Linked DNA regions of Homo sapiens: all the other regions are linked to region 2. Evidence: chromatin loops called from intact Hi-C (ENCODE). Cell type or tissue: mammary epithelial cell. All regions are shown on one strand.

Evidence for each region. Hi-C counts contacts between places; a loop is a spot of excess contacts. Peaks named below come from ENCODE experiments on the same cell type or tissue, not always from the same donor. Only the 100,000 strongest peaks of a DNase experiment are listed, where the experiment ranks them.
Region 1: a loop joins it to region 2, with 7 times the contacts of the local background. A loop is called at or near these places in 6 of 110 quality-filtered maps.
Region 3: it touches region 2 in a loop (6-fold over the local background); 19 of 110 quality-filtered maps call a loop at or near these places.
Region 4: it touches region 2 in a loop (3-fold over the local background); 11 of 110 quality-filtered maps call a loop at or near these places.

Annotation. Positions count from the first base shown.
Region 1 is chr20:6,633,647-6,638,646 of GRCh38, forward strand. No RefSeq gene overlaps it. Among named protein-coding and RNA genes, the nearest start is that of LINC01713, 100 kb to the right of the region's middle. RefSeq lists an enhancer at 3,605-4,118. In mammary epithelial cell, a CTCF peak has its summit at 2,757 (motif pointing right); a DNase peak (open chromatin) is centred at 2,765.
Region 2 is chr20:7,857,572-7,862,571 of GRCh38, forward strand. No RefSeq gene overlaps it. Among named protein-coding and RNA genes, the nearest start is that of HAO1, 80 kb to the right of the region's middle. RefSeq lists an enhancer at 1-31. In mammary epithelial cell, a CTCF peak has its summit at 1,961 (motif pointing left); a DNase peak (open chromatin) is centred at 1,850; H3K27ac peaks cover 1,228 bases.
Region 3 is chr20:7,283,671-7,288,670 of GRCh38, forward strand. No RefSeq gene overlaps it. Among named protein-coding and RNA genes, the nearest start is that of LINC01751, 21 kb to the right of the region's middle. In mammary epithelial cell, a CTCF peak has its summit at 2,445 (motif pointing left); a DNase peak (open chromatin) is centred at 2,451.
Region 4 is chr20:6,140,664-6,145,663 of GRCh38, forward strand. No RefSeq gene overlaps it. Among named protein-coding and RNA genes, the nearest start is that of FERMT1, 20 kb to the left of the region's middle. In mammary epithelial cell, a CTCF peak has its summit at 1,932 (motif pointing right); no DNase peak of the experiment used is centred here.

The sequences.
Region 1 (5,000 bases), 1.2 Mb before region 2:
CAGTCAGGGGCCAGAGGAAGAGGAAGATATTATTATAAGTAGCAATGAAGTAAACATTTATCTAAAATTAAAAAAAAATAAATCACCAGAAATTGCAAATGTTTAAATGTTGAAAGTCCTTCAACATTATTCAATACCAAAAAAGTTACACCATGTTTTTTAATGAGCTGCTTTATACTTTTTCCTACACGTTTGGCTGTATTCCCTTTGATTGCCTTTTGATATGACAATGGATTTTATATATAATCTTTAATAGAAAACAGAAAGATAATTTAGTTTTTGGGCTAGCATGGTTGATCAAAATCTATTTTTTATTGGCTGAAATGCGTAAAATGCAAAAACCCACCTCATACACAAGCGCACCCATTTTTCTTTTAGTTTTTAGTACTGCAACAAGAACATGCCCTACAAACACAGAAATTGTGATATGTTTTGTTTCACTTGTTTCCCATAAAAACTGTACGGTGCATTTATGATTGTATATGTTGGGAAATTCTGTGTATTCTGATAGCAGAGAACTTGCATTTTGACAAGAACTGAATGCTCCACTTATAACTTCACAAACTGTAGACTAGCTTCAGAGTCCTACCTTCGAGCCTTGTTTCTTGTCCACCACTTGTACAGCTGCCATGTCAAGTACCACAGGCCTTATTCATGCCCTGATACAAGGTGGACATTGCACCTTCTTGTCAAGACACTGGATGAGTTTACACAGCAGGCAACAGGAGTATTTCTGGAAGCCATTACTACACTACAGTGGAAAACGATAACATTACACATTATACATGTGACTATGAACCGCTTAACTGTTTCCACTAAATAATAAGTAAATGCATCTCTAATTCAACTTTCCCTTCTATATATCATCCCCCAAACACTCACCCCCATTCAACAACACCTAACACAAAGGGAATTGTGGTGGAGCAGAAGTTAAAGTGGAAACAGACAGCTGTCTTAATTGATTATGATGCAATTTTTTTTTTCTGAAAATGTTTCAAAATCAAAAGATGATAGGAATTATTTTTGAAGTCTGTCCCAGGGTGTGGGAGGGTCTGTAGGAACTAGGTCCCTGACATTTGAACTTCCTGGCAAAGCTTCCTTCCTTAATGCTGGCAATGGCCAACTTAGTGTCTGGTCTTCTGCTTTCCCAACCCAGAAATGTGAAGCTTCTGGTTGCTGAGGAGGTCCTAGCCCTCAGGTGGAACGGTGCCATGTGTCCTGGAGCCCAGATACTGCCTGGGCAGAGAGGTCTGATCACACACAGAGATGGGTGTTGGCCTAGGCTTTCCAGATGAAAACAGTGTGACTGATGGCTACTGAGGTGGGGCTTTGGAAACTGGGTCCTTTCAGCCCATGGATGAAGCCTGAGATGTCATGCCCAGTGTTTGAAGCTTACAGACCCAGCTCAATTGACTAATAAGAAGCCTGCTTTGTGCATTTAACTCTTCGGTGTTTCCTCCCTCCCTCCCTCACTCCCTTCCTCTCTCCCTCCCTCCCTTCCTCTCTCCCTCCCTCCCTTCCTCTCTCCCTCCCTCCATTCCTCTCTCCCTCCCTCCCTTCCTTCCTCTCTCCCTCCCTCCCTTCCTCTCTCCCTCCCTCCCTTCCTTCCTCTATCCCTCCCTTGCCCCTTCTTTCTTTCCTTTACTTCCTTCCTTCCTTCCTTCCTTCCTTCCTTCCTTCCTTCTTTCCTTCCTTCTTTCTTTCATTTAATCATCCTGATAGGACACTGAACTAAAAGCTTGAACCCTGGGTTTCTGTTCTGATCTACCACTCATAGCTGTGTGTCCTTGAACAATCCCTTCATGCTTCTGAACCTCACTTTCATTATCTATAAAGAAAGCAAGTGAACTTGACAGTCTCTTGGTTTCCTGCCCTCAGTAACATCTGATTTTTCTAGGTCTGATTAGTATGCCAAATCACATGTGATGTTGAAATGTGTGAGGTTATGTTCTCACCACTAAGTCATTCCCACTGAATCTTTATAAATGTAAGCTAAATATTAAGTAAGTAGTGTGAACCCAGGATTACACAGTTGCTTCACATGGATATCTCAGGTAATTCCCCAACAACTAATGTTTTCAGAAAAAATGTATCTGTCACTTGAGATGTCCCGGGTACTGTGAAGAGCTCTTGCAACAAAGCCCACATCATGTAAGTAAGTCCTCATGACCACCTTAATAGTTGTGTGATATTATTGTATTCCTTATTTTAGAGAAGAGGAAACTGAGGCACAGGAAGTTTGAGTACTAGAGTGTCAAAGTCATACAGCTAGTAAGTGTCACGGTCATCACCTCCAATTATCTCTAAGCCACAGATGACAGCAATTAAATGATTTACCCAGGATTATTCACCCTAGATGGCAGAGATAGAAATAGAATTTCATTGCCTCTAGATAATGGGACAGTATAAGAAAACTCCACTCACTTGAAGTTCTTTCCAATTGACAAATGTAGTTGGCAATTTATTACCCCAGAGAAATACTTTTTCCCCTTGCTTTTAGATGTATCTGTTGTTAAAAGGGGGGAACAAAAGTATCAATTTTGTATAAAGAGTTCGGAAATAATTTGAGTTTTACAGGGTGTCACTTAATCTTTGAATCTGGTTTTATTCGGTAATATTTTGAAAACTACTCAGGCCAAAAAATCCGGATAAAACTACTGTCCTGGCACCAAAAATGGAAGAAATGGTAACTGCTGTTCCCTGCATCCTAGGCATTTCCCTGGGCTTACATAGAATTTATTCCAATGTTCCACCAGGTGGTGCTCTGGTGAAGACATGGTTCTCAGGCTCTCCAACCCCTTGACGTTATGCTTGGAAATATTTTGAGTAGATTAAGTCATTTCTCCTAAGAAAGAGGCTGCCCAGTAAAAGGAATATGATTGCCCATTTTGCCAATAAGACACAACGTGCACACAGAGAAAAGTCCAACGGGAATCCTCAGATAAAGGACAATCGTCCCTGAAAAAGTCAGTCCCAAAACATCTAAGAAGGTATTAGAACAGTGGTCTTGGCTGAGTCTTATGGGACTAGAATCAGGAATTTGGAGCTTGCGTTTCTGCTACTAATCTATGAGTCATTTGGAGAACCTCATTCTTCTCTGGACTGCAGTGTCCTCACCTATAAAATGTGTATAAGTGTACTGGGGTGGTGGGGAGGGGGTTAGACTGTATCAGCCTTCTTCTACAGGGGGCTCATAAGCCCAATCAATGGTATTTGTAGTCCAACCTCCTGAAGCTGTGAAAAAAACTTTGTGTGTACACATATTTTTCTGGGAAGAAGGTCCATTGCTTTGGACAGATCTAATCAGAAGCCAGGAGTCCTAAAATGTTAACATCTGGATCAGATCATTTCTAAGGTCCTCTCCAAGCTTCAGTATTCTATGATGTTATAATCTTTCTGGGAAGGAACTTGTGGCTGTCAAATTAATTGGATATCCCTAGCTATGTTCTAGCCGCATCCTTTCTTATGTACTCTCTAATGATTTTGTTAAGGCAGTCACACCTAAGTTAACAGAGTCCTGCAACACCCTCTCTACTAGATTAGGTGGCACATCATGTGACTGATGTGGTTCATTAGGGAGCCAAGAGAGACCAGAGGAGCTGTGAGAGCAACTGGCCAGATCCCACAGGAGCTCAGTGGTGGAAGCAGGTGCTAATTACCATCCTTTGGAGGAACAGGATATGCATTTTTTGGGAGTGGGTAAGAATTTCTGGTTAGACAAGCTCCAAATTCTTTGGCCTACTTTGAAGGCACTGCCTGTTCCATTGGCTAGGATGAGATTTTGTTTCCTGATGAGCACCAGCTCAGCCAGGAAGGAAGGCTCAGAAAAGGAGGTGTGGATATTCTTTGTGGAGGAATTGTCATGCAAATAAAGGCTCCTTCCCAACCCAAGGTGTAACTGTGAGGGAGTGTCAGGGTCCCACCTTTCTGGCTCAGGAAAAACATATCTCTTACTTTTTTACAGGAGTAGGTTTGGTAGCTGAGTAATGTAATTATATAGATTATAGATTACCAACAAACACTGAGATTTCAACCTGTTCTGGATATATATTATTTGTGAGGGGAGGGGCTTGGAGAAAAAGAGCAGGAATATTGGTTGGGATGTAGCCAATGGGAGAACCCCATTATTAAACAGAGAGTGCAGTCCAAGCATTGCACCCACAAGAGGAATTCAATGTAGGGAGATATTGGGAGTAGAGATCAGTGCTTGGGAGAGAGGAGCTGGGAAAGAAAGCAATTCCTCCAAAGGCTCTAAGTCAGCGTGTTGTCCAGAACGGAAATTGAGTATAGGAAGAGAGATTCTTTCTTGGACTTTGGAATATCTAGTCTGGTTCCTTTTCAGAATGATCAGACCACCTTCCTTACCTATTGCCTGGGCCAATGGTTCTCAGCCCTGGCTCTGCATTAAAACCACCTTTTAAAAATTTGGCAATCTCTGGGCCAGGTGCGGTGGCTCAAACCTGTAATCCCAGCACTTTGGAAGGCCAAGGCAGGTGGATCACTTGAGGTCAGGAGTTCGAGACCACCCTGGCCAACATGGCAAAACCCTGTCTCTACTAAAAATACAAAAATTAGCCGGGTGTGGTGGCATGTGCCTGTAATTCCAGTTATTGAGGAGGCTGAGGCAGGAGAATTGCTTGAACCTGGGAGGCAGAGGTTGCAGTGAGCCGAGATCATGCCACTGCACTCCGGCCTGGGTAACAGAGCAAGACTCTGTCTCAAAAACAAAAAACAAAAACAAAAAACTTAATGATGTCTTGGTTTCATGCTAAATCAGTAAGTCAGAATATCTGAGGTTAGAGCCTAGCATTGCTACTAAAAAAGTTATTTCCTTGTGACTTTAATATGCTGCCAAGGTTGAGAACCACTGGCCTACACCAATGATGGAAAACATGGAACATGCATGCTGATAACCCCCTCCCAAGTTCATGGAATGTGTTTGTTTAGTAATTACAACATTCTTTGTGCACTACAGAACTTGTGCACAATGCCTGGAACAT
Region 2 (5,000 bases):
TTATATTCCAGAAAGTTAAGCAAGACAAATTAAGTGCAGATTATGTTTGTAATAAGTGCTGAAGAAAAAATTAAGCTAGGAAAGGATCAGAAAATGTGAGAGAGGGTCCAATTTTAAGTTAAGCAGCCAGGGAAGGCCACAGTAAGAAGGTGACATTGATTCAAGATCTGAAGGATATGAGAGTGAGAATCATATTTGGGGGAGGAGCATTCAAAGATAAAGAACAAGTAAATAGATCCTAAGAGAGGAGCACCCCTGGAACATCTGAGAAGGAGTCAGGAGAACAGGAGTGAGTAAGAGAGGGTCAGTGATAGGAAATAGGATCCCAAAGTATAGAAGAGGTCACATCACACAGGACTGCGTAGGCCACTGTAATGTCTTTGCACTTCCTCAATGTGAGACGAAAAGCCTTTAAAGGGTTCTGGGCCAAGACTTGACAAGGTCCAATTTACCTATTAACAGCATTTCTATTGCTGCTGTGCCTAAATTAAAGTGTGGACAGGGGCTGATGCAGGGGAATCTATTAGAAAACTTTTGTCCTAATTCATGTAAGTGATGATAGTGGATCAGACCAGGGTGTACCAATGGAGGTGGTGAGAAGTTTTCGGATTCTGAATACACTGTATTTTAAAGGTAATTCCAACAGGTTTTGCTTGTAGCTCAGGTGTAGAATAAGAAAGAGGAGAATCAAAGACAACTCCAAAGCTTGGGGGCTGAGCAAATAAAAGGATGGTATTTTCATGTATCCAGATGGAGGAGATAGGAAATTGAGTGGCTAGGGGATGGATGTAGAAGCTCAATTGTGTTAATTTGAAACACCCAATTGGAGACCTAAATGAGGATAGAAGTCATCAGTAACCTACGTGTTTCTTCCTCACTGATCTTCTCTGGCTTTGACCTCCAATGCCCTAATTCAAATATCTACTTTCTAAGCAAAGGCATAATTGCATATGTTGGTAAAATTACTTTTCGAAACCATAAAGCACTATCAAATGAACATTATTATTATTTATACATGGAAATACCAGGATGATGCCATAAACCCCAAGAAGTGCCTTTCATTTGGTATTTTAACAATCAGGCTCTAAGAAACTTGAGTCCACAGTACCTCAGGGTTTTGGGGCCAGAGGAATAAAGACTGGATTTTTGCAAGCAAATATAGTGCCCTTTATGGAAACCTTCACAGTTTGCTAAACTTTTGGAAAATGAAACACCCATCATTAAACTGTAACCTAAGGGGACATGAAGAAACAACTAACCATGCACACCCACCTCTTCTCTCCCGGGAAGTAAAAGCATTATGCGCAACTAAAGGAACTACAAGTTCAATTGAGAATATGTAAAAACCCATGGGTTTCCTTTTTAAAGAAACCAGAGTCCATACTTGCAATCCATCTCCCACTTCCATCCCATCTCGCAACCACCAGCTCTGCCCTCATTCCCACTCGTCAAATCTTGGTAGAAACAGCTGTCACCACAAAAGTCATACTGGGCCAGGACAGACAGCTGGCTCTGTGATTCACAAACAAATTAACCTTGGGATTTTATTTTGAGCAAAGGGGCTTCCTATCCTATGTCCTTCATGGCCATCCATTTTTTGCCCTTGGGTAAACACACACCAACTCAAATGTCACACATGGGGCTGAAGGACATTTGGGGTTTTCAGGGTCACTACCCACTATTGCTTTTAAAAAATATTTCCTCTTAATCAAAGGCCTTTATCTCTTGACAAAGTTTCCAGTGAAAAAGTGTACCTAGTTTAAGTAGCCAACTCATGCCTGGGGTTTAGCTTCTCAAAGAGGGAGGGGTGTGAACATCGTTGTTCCATTAACAATTTAAGGATCAGCTCTCAAAGTGTAGTCATAAGGCGTAGAATTAACAGATGACATAATGTGATATTTAAAAGTTTTAAGAAACCAGCAAATACATGTCTTGCAGCACAGCACCATCTACTGACCAGACAGAGAAAGAATATGGGGGTGGGGGAAGAAGGTAGAGAGAAAGGATGAGAAGGGCTGAGAAGGCTGGGGGGAAGAGGAAAGTGAAAAGAGGGGAAGAGGAAAGTGAAAAGAGGGGAAGAGGAAAGTGAAAAGAGGGGAAGAGGAAAGTGAAAAGAGGGGAAGAGGAAAGTGAAAAGAAGGGAAGAGGAAAAGAAAGAAAAAACAGGACTTCAGATTTCCGTTAATGCAATTCCACATTCCACAGATAAAGAAACAGAGCCCAGAAAGTTTAGCTGAATTCGCCAAGGATACAAAAGGCTCTCAGGTCTCCTATTTATAAGGAAAATTATTTTCACATTTTTGAGGTTTAAAAAAGAGCTATCCTGCTGTAGAATTTGAGAAATTAATCATCATATATCAAAGGAACTGATTAGAGAGTGCAGATATAGACCCATACGTTGAGTCTGTTATTTTTCTACCTTTGTACAAAGGCAATTCAATAGGGAAATGATAATCTTTACAACAAACTTTGTTGAAACAATTTTGCAAAAACTATGTAACCTCAACTCATAGTTCACATCTTGTGTGAAATTTTTATACACCTTGTATAAAAATTCAATATGTATTATAAACCCAAGTAAAAACTATAGAACCTTAGCCGGGCACGGAAACCATCATTCTCAGCAAACTAACACAAGAACAGGAAACCAAACACTTCATGTTCTCACTCATAAGTAGGGGCTGAACAATGAGAACTCATGAACACAGGGCGGGAAACATCACACACTGGGGCCTGTCGGGGGGTGGCGGGTTAGGGGAGGGAGAGCATTAAGAGAAATACCTAATGTACATGACGGGTTGATGGGTGAAGCAAACCACCATCATACGTGTATACCTGTGTAACAAACCTGCACATTCTTCACATGTATCCCAGAACTTAAAGTATAATAAAAAAAAATGGCACAACCACTTTACAAAAGTCTGACAATTTCTTTATATAGCTAAATATACATTTACTATATGACACAGCAATCCTACTTCTAGGTATTTACGCAAAAGTGAGGAAAATTTATGTTTTTAAAAAAACTCTGGGCCAACTGTGGTGGCTCACACTTGTAACCCCAGCACTTTGAGAGGCTGAGGCAGGAGGATTTGAGCCCAAGAGTTTGAGACCAGCCTGGGAAACATAGCAAGACCCCATCTGTACAAAAAATTAAGAAATAGAAAGTGGTGGTGTGCACCAGTAGTCCCAGCTACTTGGGGCACTGAGATTGGAGGATCACTTGAGCCCAGAAGGCCAAGGCTGCAGTGAGCTGTAATCGTACCACTGCACTTCAGCCTGAGCAACAGAGAGAAACCCTGTCTCAAGAAACAAAACAGAACAATATAAAATTGTGTATGAGCATTTATAATTCCTTTAGGTGTGATCACAGAAAAAATTCTCAGAGCTGTACAACAGAAAGAGTAAATTTTGCTGTATGTAGATGATATCAAAAAAAATGTTTAAAATGGTCTGTAGTCCGGAATACATTTTTCAAAAGCATGGAATTAAAAGTATATTCTACCCTCATACACTATTTGTTTATATAAGTGAATTTGTTCTAAAAAAAAAAAAGGAAATATAGAAAATAAAATGAATAGTGACTCCTGCCTCAAATATCCTATATTTTTAAATAATGGAAACTTAATTGGTAAGTTTTTAGTCCAATATGAATAGTTGGTTACATTATGAATATTTTAAGAATCAAAATTTGTTATACAGAGTAAGGCTAGGCACAGTGGCTCATGCCTATAATCTCACCACTTTAAGAAACCAAGACAGGAGATTCGCTTGAGGCCAGGAGTTTGAGACCAGCCTCGGGAACAAAGTGAGACCCCATCTCTACAAAAAATACAATTTTTCCAGCCCTGGTGGCTGATGTTTGTAGTCCCAGCTGCTGCTTGGGATGCTGAAGCAGGAGGATTGCCAGAGCCCAGTAGTTCAAGGCTGTAGGAAGCTATGACCATTCTACTGCACTGTAGGCTATCTGACAGAGCAAGATCCTGTCTCAAAAAATATGGACAGTGGATTGGGCGTACATTTGTTGCAATCTTTGAAGATGCTTTTAACATGAATTTTTATCCATATGAAATGCCTCTAAAAATTTTTTCTGGTAGCTCACCTAATACAAATAAGTGAATATACAGTTCTGAGTGCTGTCTCTTTCTTTTCCAGCTTAAAATTTACATTCCTATCAACCTTCATGGAGCCATACATTTGTTCCTACAACCTACATGACATCTCTGCTCCAAAGAGTTCAAATGTTGCCCCATATATGCAGAACATTTATTGACTTGAATTTATGATGCCAGGAGTGATAGTAAATCAGCGAGAAGTGGGAGAAAAACTGTTAAGAACCCTCACAACAATGAAAGCCAGTTTGCCACATTAATATTTATCTAATCAGTGGTTTCCTTGCTGCTTCCCAAGGTCTCTAGTCCACTATTAAAATTTGCCTATTTAACAATTATTTTCTATATGTCTGTTATGTAAGGTATTGTGCTAAAAATAAACTCAGGTTATTGTGGTGAATCGAAAGACAAAGGAACTATCCTAAAACAGCTCACCATCCTAGGGAGGATATATAGATACATAAAGTCAGAAATTATGGCACAATAGTATCAGAATGATGATGGGAAGCTTCAGGAGCACAAGAGAGGAAGGCAGGGTCACCAAAGGGAGGGGTATAGAGCATGGTCAGTAAGAAAAAACAATTATGAGGGCATAAGCATTAACCTGGTTTATGTCCACTAACCATCCATTCACCAGGTTGATTGAGGAAAATGGGCAGTAAGAGAAGAAAATATGAGCAAAGCCCTAAAGGCTTAGAAGTCTTTGGCTTTCTGTAATCTTGTAATTAAAGCTTCGCCACATGATGAAGATTATGCTTGGAAAATATAAAAATTCAGTAAAACTTTTTAAAAATTCAAAGCTTGATTTAATTGATCTGTAGCTATCCATTTGAAGTAATCCATTTGGTGTTAAGTGAAAACAGAGAGGCCAAACTTTATCTAGAGAAA
Region 3 (5,000 bases), 570 kb before region 2:
ATCATTTATTTCTAGGCTCTCTCATTGGACACACACACGTGTGTGTGTGTGTGTGTGTGTGTATGTGTGCAGATAAGTGTATATTCATGGATTAATACACATATTTCCTTCCTTTCCACATATGTGTGTGTATATGTATTTAATGGTGCAATCACAGCTCACTGCAGCCTCAAGCAATTCTCCCACCTCTGCCTCCTCAGTAGCTGGGACCACAGATGTGTGCTACCACACCTGGCTAATTTTTTTTTTTTTTTAATAGAGACAGGATCTTCCCTATGTTTCTCAGGCTGGTCTCAAACTCCTGGGCTCAAGTGATCCACATGCCTCGGCTTCACAAATTGTGGGGATTACAGACGGGAGCCACCACGCTTGGCCGTCTATGCCACCTGGATCGTATTAGCCTTCTCTTCACCTGGGTTGTATACAACCTTCTACTCTAACAGTGAGGAACCTAGTTCTCACCATCTTCCATACATCTACTCAATTGTTCAAATCCAGTGTGTGTCTATAATGGTTCCATAATTTTTAACATACCGTCTGGTAAACAACATTACCAGTTAGAGTTTGACATTCTCATGTAGTTCTTTTCCTCTGATTGTGTTGGAGTGGCAATCCAAAATAAAACTTAATGTTAAGTGTTTCATAATCTAGAAGAACAAGTCCTCTAAGAGACTAATCTGTAACATCCTGGCTTGTGTATTAAAACGAAAAAAAGAAAGAACCCATTCACAAAAGGATAAAGAACATAAACATCATCAGAGGTAGTCCAGACCCTGGAAAAAGTGAAGGAACATTTCCAAACTTAGTGCAATTCCTGCAACTGACAGTACATGTGCAGGGCCCATTTTGTTAAATTATTCATAGATTTAGAATGACCTGACACACTCAAATGTTAATAAATACATAATTATTAAATTCTATTACATGAAATTAGGTAACTAAAACTGGCCTATTGTGGTTCCTCCTATCCAAAGCAGTATTTCAGGTCCTCACAAAATCAGAAGTATATAAGAAGGCCAGAAAGTCTGAATTTTGGCACATTTCTTCTTTCTAGAAAAGGTTCACAGGTAGGATGGTAGATGAGGAGCTGGTGGGCCAGGGAGAGTGGAGAAGCTGGCCATAGCACTGGGAGGGGCTTATCTAAAGTTCCTAGTGGTCCAGGAGCTACTTTTTATGGCTCTTCTAAGGAAAATGGTACCCATTAAGAATGATTTTTTTAAAAGCAAATGACATCCTATTCATAATTTCTTCTTAAAAATATGTCACCTCTGCTAGGAAGAAACCAAAATTGCCCTACATGAGCATTCATCATTATTTTTTAATCTTCATTTTCTTGTTGTGTTTCTTTATTACATTTGATTATGTCTGTCCTGTATTATAGTTTCTTATTTGTAGTGTTGCTTACCTTTTCCTGTTCAATCTGCCCTACGTATTCTCTTTGAGGGTGGAGGCTTGATCTCATTATTTGAATGCTTAACATATAGTTGATTATCAACAAATATTGAATAGAAAGCTCAAAGAACACATAGAAAAGAATAACTCAACATTGTAGTTTTTTACTCCCAGATTTCTTTTGTGAAAACTAAAAACTTCCTTGACTTTATTGAGATAAATGGCTTTTCAGCATGAACATTCATGCTCACTCATAAAAGCAAGTTCTCATGAGGTAGTCCCAGGAATAATACTGTCTTTTGAGTCTCTGAAAACTAAAGTATTCATGCTTCTTGCACGTTTTTTTTTAAATCATAGAATTCTTCAATATATTATTGGGACGGGTTATATAGTTTGGATGTTCTCAGTCTGCCAAATAATGGCCCAGCTGCATCAGAATCGATTTGAAGAGATTAAACAAACAAACAAAAACCGAACAGTTTCCAGTCACACCCCTAGAGTTTTGGATGTAGCAGGTTTGAGGTAAGGCTTGGAAATCTGTCATTTAAAAATACCTCCCCAAGTGTTTTCTGATGGGAAGTTGGATCACATCCTGCCTCATATTGTGGAATAGGTGGTTAAAAATCCCCCAAACTCTGTTCTTCCATTAGCAAGAAGGGTCACTACTGATGTGTGTGTTACACCAGAAGTCTGTTCATCTCAGACCTTCTTGGAAGAATAAGTTTGGTTTGCCTTCTCAGTGGCGGTCACACAAGACTGCATGAAAGAACAGTCTGGCTGAAAAGCAAAATTTATATTTTAGAACAATATTAAAAACATAGAGCCAAAGAGCCAGTTTCAACAAGATGAGCTTTCCATAGCATAGCTTTATCAGGACTTCTCTGCTTTCTGTTAACTAGACTGCCTGGTGAATTCTTCATGGCAAATAACTCTAGCCAGTGTTTCGAGAAAGTGATTTCTAGCCTCCTACACTCTAAGCCTTGGGAAGTACAATCCAATATTGAGACAGGCCGATTTGAAGAGCTCTGAGCCTCAGGGAACAGCGCCATCTGCTGATGACTGAGGACATAGCTTACTTGAGAACAAGAGTCTTCGGGAAAGCGGTAGATATTAATTATGTATGTCCTGGCTTTCGCACCACGGCCGCTATAACAACCTACTCCCAAGCACCAGGCATTCTTTCAGCTCATTGGGTGAGATTAGTCAGTAATAACTGGTGAGTGTTTTTATTACTTAAATATGAACACCATTCTTTGAATGCCATGGCTTAAGCCTTAGGTAGACAAACTCTGCCTATAGGTGTTCATGCATCAAACATAGAAGCTCAGCACTACTGGACAAGGCATGACACCTTTGCCACAGTAACTTTAATGGTTTAGGGACAATGTTCAAGGAGTCTGGTTACAGGGGGCTATGGGGAATTTCATCTCCTAACTGTTTTTCTTTAGGGCCCAACATCAGCAATCACCAGTTAGTGTGTGATACTCCGAAGTTTCAGCATGTGCCATTTCCTGCTGAACGGGTCTAACAGAGCAAAGCAGACCCCAGGGAAGCCCAATTTTGGTTAGGTTAAATCCTTAAAGAAACGAGGTGGTATTTTTCCCATTGGTAGTTTATTTATGTGTTTGTTTTAATGTTAGGGCTTATCCCTTCTAATATCCTCCCCAGGACCAGGAAAGGGAAATGTTAAAGTCATGAAACGGAGAGAGAAGAAATACCCTATCTGTGTGTGTGTATGTGTGCATGTGTGTGTAGGTGTGTGTTCTAAACCAGGTCTTTGAAAGATAAACATTTGATGTAGCAAAATGTTGAAAGTAAAAGTAATAAGCAAGTTTCATTACATTTTTCTAAAAATATTTGGCTTCCAAAATCAAACCCACTTAAAGTTTTCCTACTTTTATTTTCTTTTCTTAGTCATTTCAACATATTGTAGGGGATTTCACTGTGTCATAATAATGTTATTTTTACACAGATTTTAACAGTAAAAATAAAGTTGGTGGACCCCACTGCCCTCCACAAGAGCTGAAAGTTCATTTTTCTGCCCAATTCTTCCCACACACGTGAAAAAAACACATTTAAAATTAAAGGTCAGCACTTAGGCTCTTGTGAGGTCTGGCAATATTTGATCAGAGTTTAAAAATCTATAGCATATATTACAAATAATATTTGAAATAAGTGCAGATGGAAATAATTAGATTTTTTCAGTTTGATTTTATCGTTTATAAAATATTTGAACTAGGCTTATTATTTTTCTATATTTAAAATGTGTCTAATTCAATTTTCACTATTGCAAGGACAGACGTGGCATAAACACATTTACATGAAAACTCATTATTTCTAAACTCGCAAAACTTTAGACCACATAATCCCAGGTACTTCAACTTAAAACATTGCAAGTTTAAGTAAATGAAATATTATATATTAATAATAATTAATACTGAAACTTATTGATAACATTACTATGTAATGTTTTTGGTACTTTATGTGTAATAATTCATTTAATCCTTATAGCAACACTATCAGCTGGGTACTATTGCTCTTCAATTGAGGACACAGAGAGGTTAAGTACCTTACCTAGGGATGAAAATATAGCTAGTAAATGGCAGAGATGATAGAAGCATAGATATACTGAGTTAGATCCCTTTATATCCCCTAAGAACACCTCCTTAAATGTTTCCTTCCAGGTGTCTCACTTCATCTCATCATAGCCCTAATCTTGAGATATTCCTGTCTGTCTGTCTGTCTATCTATCTATCTATCTATCTATCATCCATCCCTCCCTCCCTCCCTCCCTTTCTCCCTCCCTCCGTCCCTCCCTCCCTCTCTCCCTCCTTCCCTAACTGTCTACCTACCTACCTACCTATCTATTGGTTGAGCATTCCTTATCCGAAATGCTTGAGACCAGAAGTGTTTTGAATTTCAGATTTTAAAATATTTGCATATACGTAATAAGATATCTTAGGGATGAAACCTAACTCTAAAAAGATATCTTAGGGATGAAACTTAACTCTAAACATGCAATTCATATATGTTTCATATGTACTTTTTACACATAACCAAAAGGCAGTCTTACACATTTTCAACAGTTTTGTGTGTGAAACAAAGTTTGGGTACATTGAACCATCATAAAGCAAAGGTGCCACTATCTTGGCCACACTTGAGGACAATCTATGGTTGTTTGGCATCACCATCATTCCTGACTTTGATTTTGTATGCCACCGAGAAGCAATTATTTTCTTATACTTATTCAGGCATAAGTACTTAACAGTAATATAACATACCATTAATACAATGAAAAAAATAATGTGTTCAAAGTAGCTAAGCAGCACGGTAGCATCACCAGATGCCTGTATGAGCTATTAAACAACAGCAACAACAAACACCAGCAGGCTTTCAGTCTTTACCTGCGGTGCTGTGTTTCGATTAAAAGGTTACTGAACCCTGTATTTTGTCTCTTTAGGTGAGAAGAAACATTAGAAGCAGTTGAAGGACCGGGAAGTAGGTCCTCTGGAGATGAGGGGACATTCTTCTAAATGGCTTGTTAAAATGTTAACTGTAGTGTCATCTGTGTCATTAGTAACTATTTTTTTGCCTTAGAAGTCTCTCTT
Region 4 (5,000 bases), 1.7 Mb before region 2:
AAGAAGTGGCGAAGATGAAATTTAAACCCAGGCAGCTTAGCTCTTGTCTGGACTATATATTTGAAAAAGGTTTTGAAACTGGAAAATGCTATGTAAGTGGGGTTATGATTTGTTATTGGTGTAAATGAAAAGTTCCAAACAAGGGGACTAAGCAGCAAGAGGGATGGGCTTCAGTGCAGGGGGCTCACTGCTGATGTGAGGGCTTGGGCAGGCTTCTGGGAATGGTGGACCTTAGAATGGGGGCAGGGAGCTTCTCCACTTGGAAATCAGCTTCCATCCTCATCTTTCATTAGATCAAGAGTGAAATCAGAAAGAATGTTCATTGCAAATGAAGAGACCCATTTCAAACTAGCTCAGGAAGAAAAGGAATTTATTGGCCATAGCTGGGAAGTCTGGAGGCATGGCTGGATCCAGAGATTCACCCAAGACCTGCCTCTTTCCTGCCATCTTTGGCTCTCTTCTCCTCTGTGGTGGCATCATTCTCGGGCTGGCCCCACCTGGTGGAAAGGATGACCTACAGCAGCTCCAGCCCAATAAAACCGCACAGTTGGAGACAATGATTTGTTCTGCAATGTCCTGGGAAGGCTTCTCACAGCCTGGCTGGAGGCACGTGCCCACTCTTGGGGAGGTGGAACCAGCCTCAAACAAACCACACAGGCTGAGTGGGCTTTCTGTAGAATAGGAGAGGAGTGAGTTCTCCAAAAAAAAAAAAAATGGGATGCTGGGCAGACAAAAATCATGTCTACTGCAGCCTTGCCACTGGCCCCTGAGCAGCATCAACCTGGGAGCTGTTAGAAATGAAGGTTTTGGTGCCCCATCCCCAGACCCACTGAGCCAGAATCTGCATTCTAAGAAGGTCCCAGGGGATTGCTGTGCATAATGAAGTCTAAGACATGTTGGCTGACAGAGGGCTTTTAGAAAGACATGTGTGGTTTGTCTGTCTCTCTCATTCTTATTCCACACACACTACGTACATGCTTAAACCGTTGGCTGCCATCATAAAAATGGTCCCAACCAGGAAATGTGCAAAAAGGCAGGACAGGTAAGAGCAGTACTACCCTTAGATTTTGGCAAGAACCCACAATGTAGAGGCCCCTTGCAATGGACTTCTTCTGGCCACATCCGTGCCACTGACTAGGGAGACCATCAGGCAGAGGACAGTGTTCACCTGGAGTCCGCCTCTGCTCTTCTAAACCTCACTTTGGGTACCTGTACCTGGGACTCAGGAATTCCCTGGGCAAATGACCCTGAACATGTTTCCAGGAACTGCACGGGATCTTCTCCAGCCATTTTACTCTGACCACCCAGATTTCAACCTGTCCTTAGGAGTAGGACATAAATGTGTGTACTTTTGGCCTGAAAGGTGGCCGAGGGGGCCTCACTTTCCTTCAAACACAATCCGTGCTCCTTTCACCTCTCCCCCTTTCTCTCACTGCTGTTGCATTACCTGTAAAGCACGCTGGATTTGGTGAAGGAAGGAAAAATGAATGATCCAAGAGAATGAGAACGTGGAAGCAGTTTGTGGAACTGAATGACCCTACCCTAGGTCTTCAATATCATAGCCTACTTCAGTACACATGTTTTTCTTTGTTCTTACAGAAAAATATCGCTTGCCTAGGTTTGTTCATTTAATACCTGCATGACTTTTTACTTTGGCACGGAATCTCCAATTAGTCTGTGTTAGAGAAAACAGCCAGAATAATTTTCTTTACCTACTTTCTATCTGGGACTTGGCTGAGGTGCATGTGCATGAGGCCACTCATGATGTGGGATGCAGCCCGAGGAGAAAAGAAGACGGATGGGCTGCCGGCCAGGGCCTGACTCGATATTAATCTATAATAGGTGTAGCAAATATTTCATGAACGTGGCTGGCTGTGCATGCCTCTTTGCAGTAAAACACTAGAGGTGCTTTATCAATGGTTCCCACTAGATGTCGCTGTCGTCACGTTTGTAAATCCTATAACCCTCCTTATCTTCCACCTTGGTTTAATTTCATTAGATTTAGAACATAAATATGTCAATTTTTAAGTTGGAGAACAGATTTTCCTATATCAATTCTTAGAATCCTTGCTTTATTTTTATGTTGTCACCGACTTCCCGTTACTTTTGTTGTTTCTCTTGCCCATTTTGAGCATACAAAGGTCTCTGTACACAATAGGTGCTTAGTAACATTTGAATTGAGTTGAAAAAGGGGGGTTTCTATGGATTTGAGAAGGATAGTGCCCTTCCATTTTAACTTTCTGGAGCATAATTTATTTATTTATTTTTTGGAGGCAGAGTCTCACTCTGTGGCCCAGGCTGGAGTGCAGTGGTGCCATCTCAACTTACTGCAGCCTTAACCTCTTGGGCTCAAGCAATCCTCCTGCCTTGGCCTCCCAAGTAGCTGGGCTACAGGCATACGCGACCATGCCTGGCTTTTTTTTTTTTTTGTGGAGACAGGGTTTCCCTATGTTGCCTAGGCTGGTCTCGAACTCCTGGGCTCAAGACATCCATCCACCTTGGCCTCCCAAAATGCTGGGATTACAGGCGTGAGCCACCACACTGCTGTTATTTTTAAAAAATGAAGTAAGTGCCTTGATTACAGGGTTTTAAGTAAGATCTTAAGCCAAACTCAGTGTGAATTCACATGGGGAAAAATCACTAGCCTCTAACAGAAAATTAGTATTTCCTTTGATTGTAAATGCAGGCAACAAACACAGTAACAGTAGTACCTGGGACTATGCTGCCAATAGAAATTTCAGACTTTTATATTATATTATTGTAAACAATCTTTTAAAAAAAACTTTTGTTTGAAGTTCAGGGACACATGTGCAGTTTCATTATATAGGTAAACTTGTGCCATGGGGGTTTGTTGTACAGATTATTTTGTCACCCAGGTATTAAGCCCACTATCCAATTGTTATTTTTCCTGATTCTCTCCCTCCTTCCACCCTCCACCCTCCAATATGCCCCAGTGTGTGTTGTTCCCCTCTATGTGTCCATATGTTCTCATCATTTAGCTCCCATTTATAAGTGAGAACATGTGGTATTTGGTTTTCTGTTCCTGCATTAATTTGTTAAGGGTAATGACCTCTACCTTCACCCATGTTCCTGCAAAGGACATGATCTCATTTGCTTTTATGGCTGCATAGTATTCCATGGTGTATATGTACCACGTTTTCTTTATTTTTATTTTGAGACGGAATCTCGCTCTGTCGCCCAGGCTGGAATGCAGTGGCGCGATCTTGGCTCACTGCAAGCTCCGCCTCCCGGGTTCACGCCATTCTCCTGCCTCAGCCTCCGGAGTAGCTGGGACTACAGGCGCCCGCCACCATGCCTGGCTAATTTTTTTTGTATTTTTAGTAGAGACCGGGTTTCGCTGTGTTAGTCAGGATGGTCTCGATCTCCTGACCTCATGATCCGCCCGTCTCGGCCTCCCAAAGTGCTGGGATTACAGGCGTGAGCCACCGCGCCCGGACCCTGCACCACGTTTTCTTTATCCAGTCTGTCACTGATGGGCATCTAGGTTGATTCCATGTCTTTGCTATTGTAAATTGTGCTGCAGTAAACATATGTGTGCATGTGTCTTTATAATAGAATGATTTATATTCCTTAGAATATATACCCAGTAATGGGATTGCTGGGTCAAATGGTATCTCTGTTTTTAGGTCTTGGAGAAATCACCACACTGTCTTCCACAATGGTTGAACAAATTTACACTCCCACCAATGGTGTAAAAGAGTTCCTTTTTCTCCGCAACCTCACCAGCATCTGTTATTTTTTGACTTTTTAATAATGGCCATTCTGACTGGTGTGAGATGGTTTCTCATTGTGGTTTTGATTTGCATTTCTTTAATGATCAGTGACCTGGACCTTTTTTTCATATGATTGCTGGCTGCATGAATGTCTTCTTTTGAGAAGTGTCTGTTCATGCCTTTTGCCCACTTCTTGATTTTTTTTTTGTAAGTTTAAGTTCTTTATAGATGCTGGATATCAGACCTTTATCAGATGCATAGTTTGCAAAAATTTTCTCCCATTCTGTAGATTGTCTGTTTACTCTGTTGATAGTTTCCTTTGATGTGCAGAAACTGTTTAGTTTAATTAGATCCCATTTGTCAATTTTTGCTTTGTTACAATAGCTTTTGGTGACTTCATCATGAAATCTTTGCCCATTCCTATGTCCTGAATGGTATTACCTAGGTCATCTTCCAGAGTTTTTATACTTTTGGGTTTTACATTTAAGTCTTTAATGCATCTTGACTTAATTTTTGTATATGTTGTAAGGAAGGTGTCCAGTTTCAGTTTTCTGCATATGGCTAGCTAGTTGCAGCACCATTTATTAAATAGGGAGTCCTTTCCCCATTGCTTGTTTTTGTCAGGGTTCTCAAAGATCAGATAGTTGTAGGTGTGTAGGCTTATTTCTGGGTTCTCTATTCTGTTCCATTGGTCTATGTGTCTGTTTTTGTACTAGTATCATGGTGCTTTGGTTACCGTCACCCTGTAGTGTAATTTGAAGTTGGGTAACGTGATGCCTCCAGCTTAGTTCTTTTTATTGCAGACAATCTTGAACATTTTATTGCAGACAATCTTGAATCTGTACATTCATCTCCACTTTGAAATTAAGGTAGTTACCAGTTCAATTATAGATCTTCTAGTATGTTAAAAAAGATGCACATGTATTACTACATCACACATTTGTTTTTAAAGTATTTTAATAACTGCATTAAAGTATTTTAGTAACTGTATTCAGTGGAATTAGTTTCATTTGGAGTCATATGTCTGTGATTTTATGCACTTGAAAGTGTTATCCTGAAAAAGGGTCCACAGGCTTCACCAAACTGACTGCAGGCAGAATAATGGCTACCCAAAGATGTCCCTGTCCTAATCCCAAGAAACCGTGAAATGTTAATGTTATGTCGCAAGGAGGAATTAGGGTTGCAGATAGAACTAAGGTGGCTAATTAGCTGACCTTAAGATGGAGAGATTAATCCTGGAGCATCAAAGTGTGACCAGTGTCACCA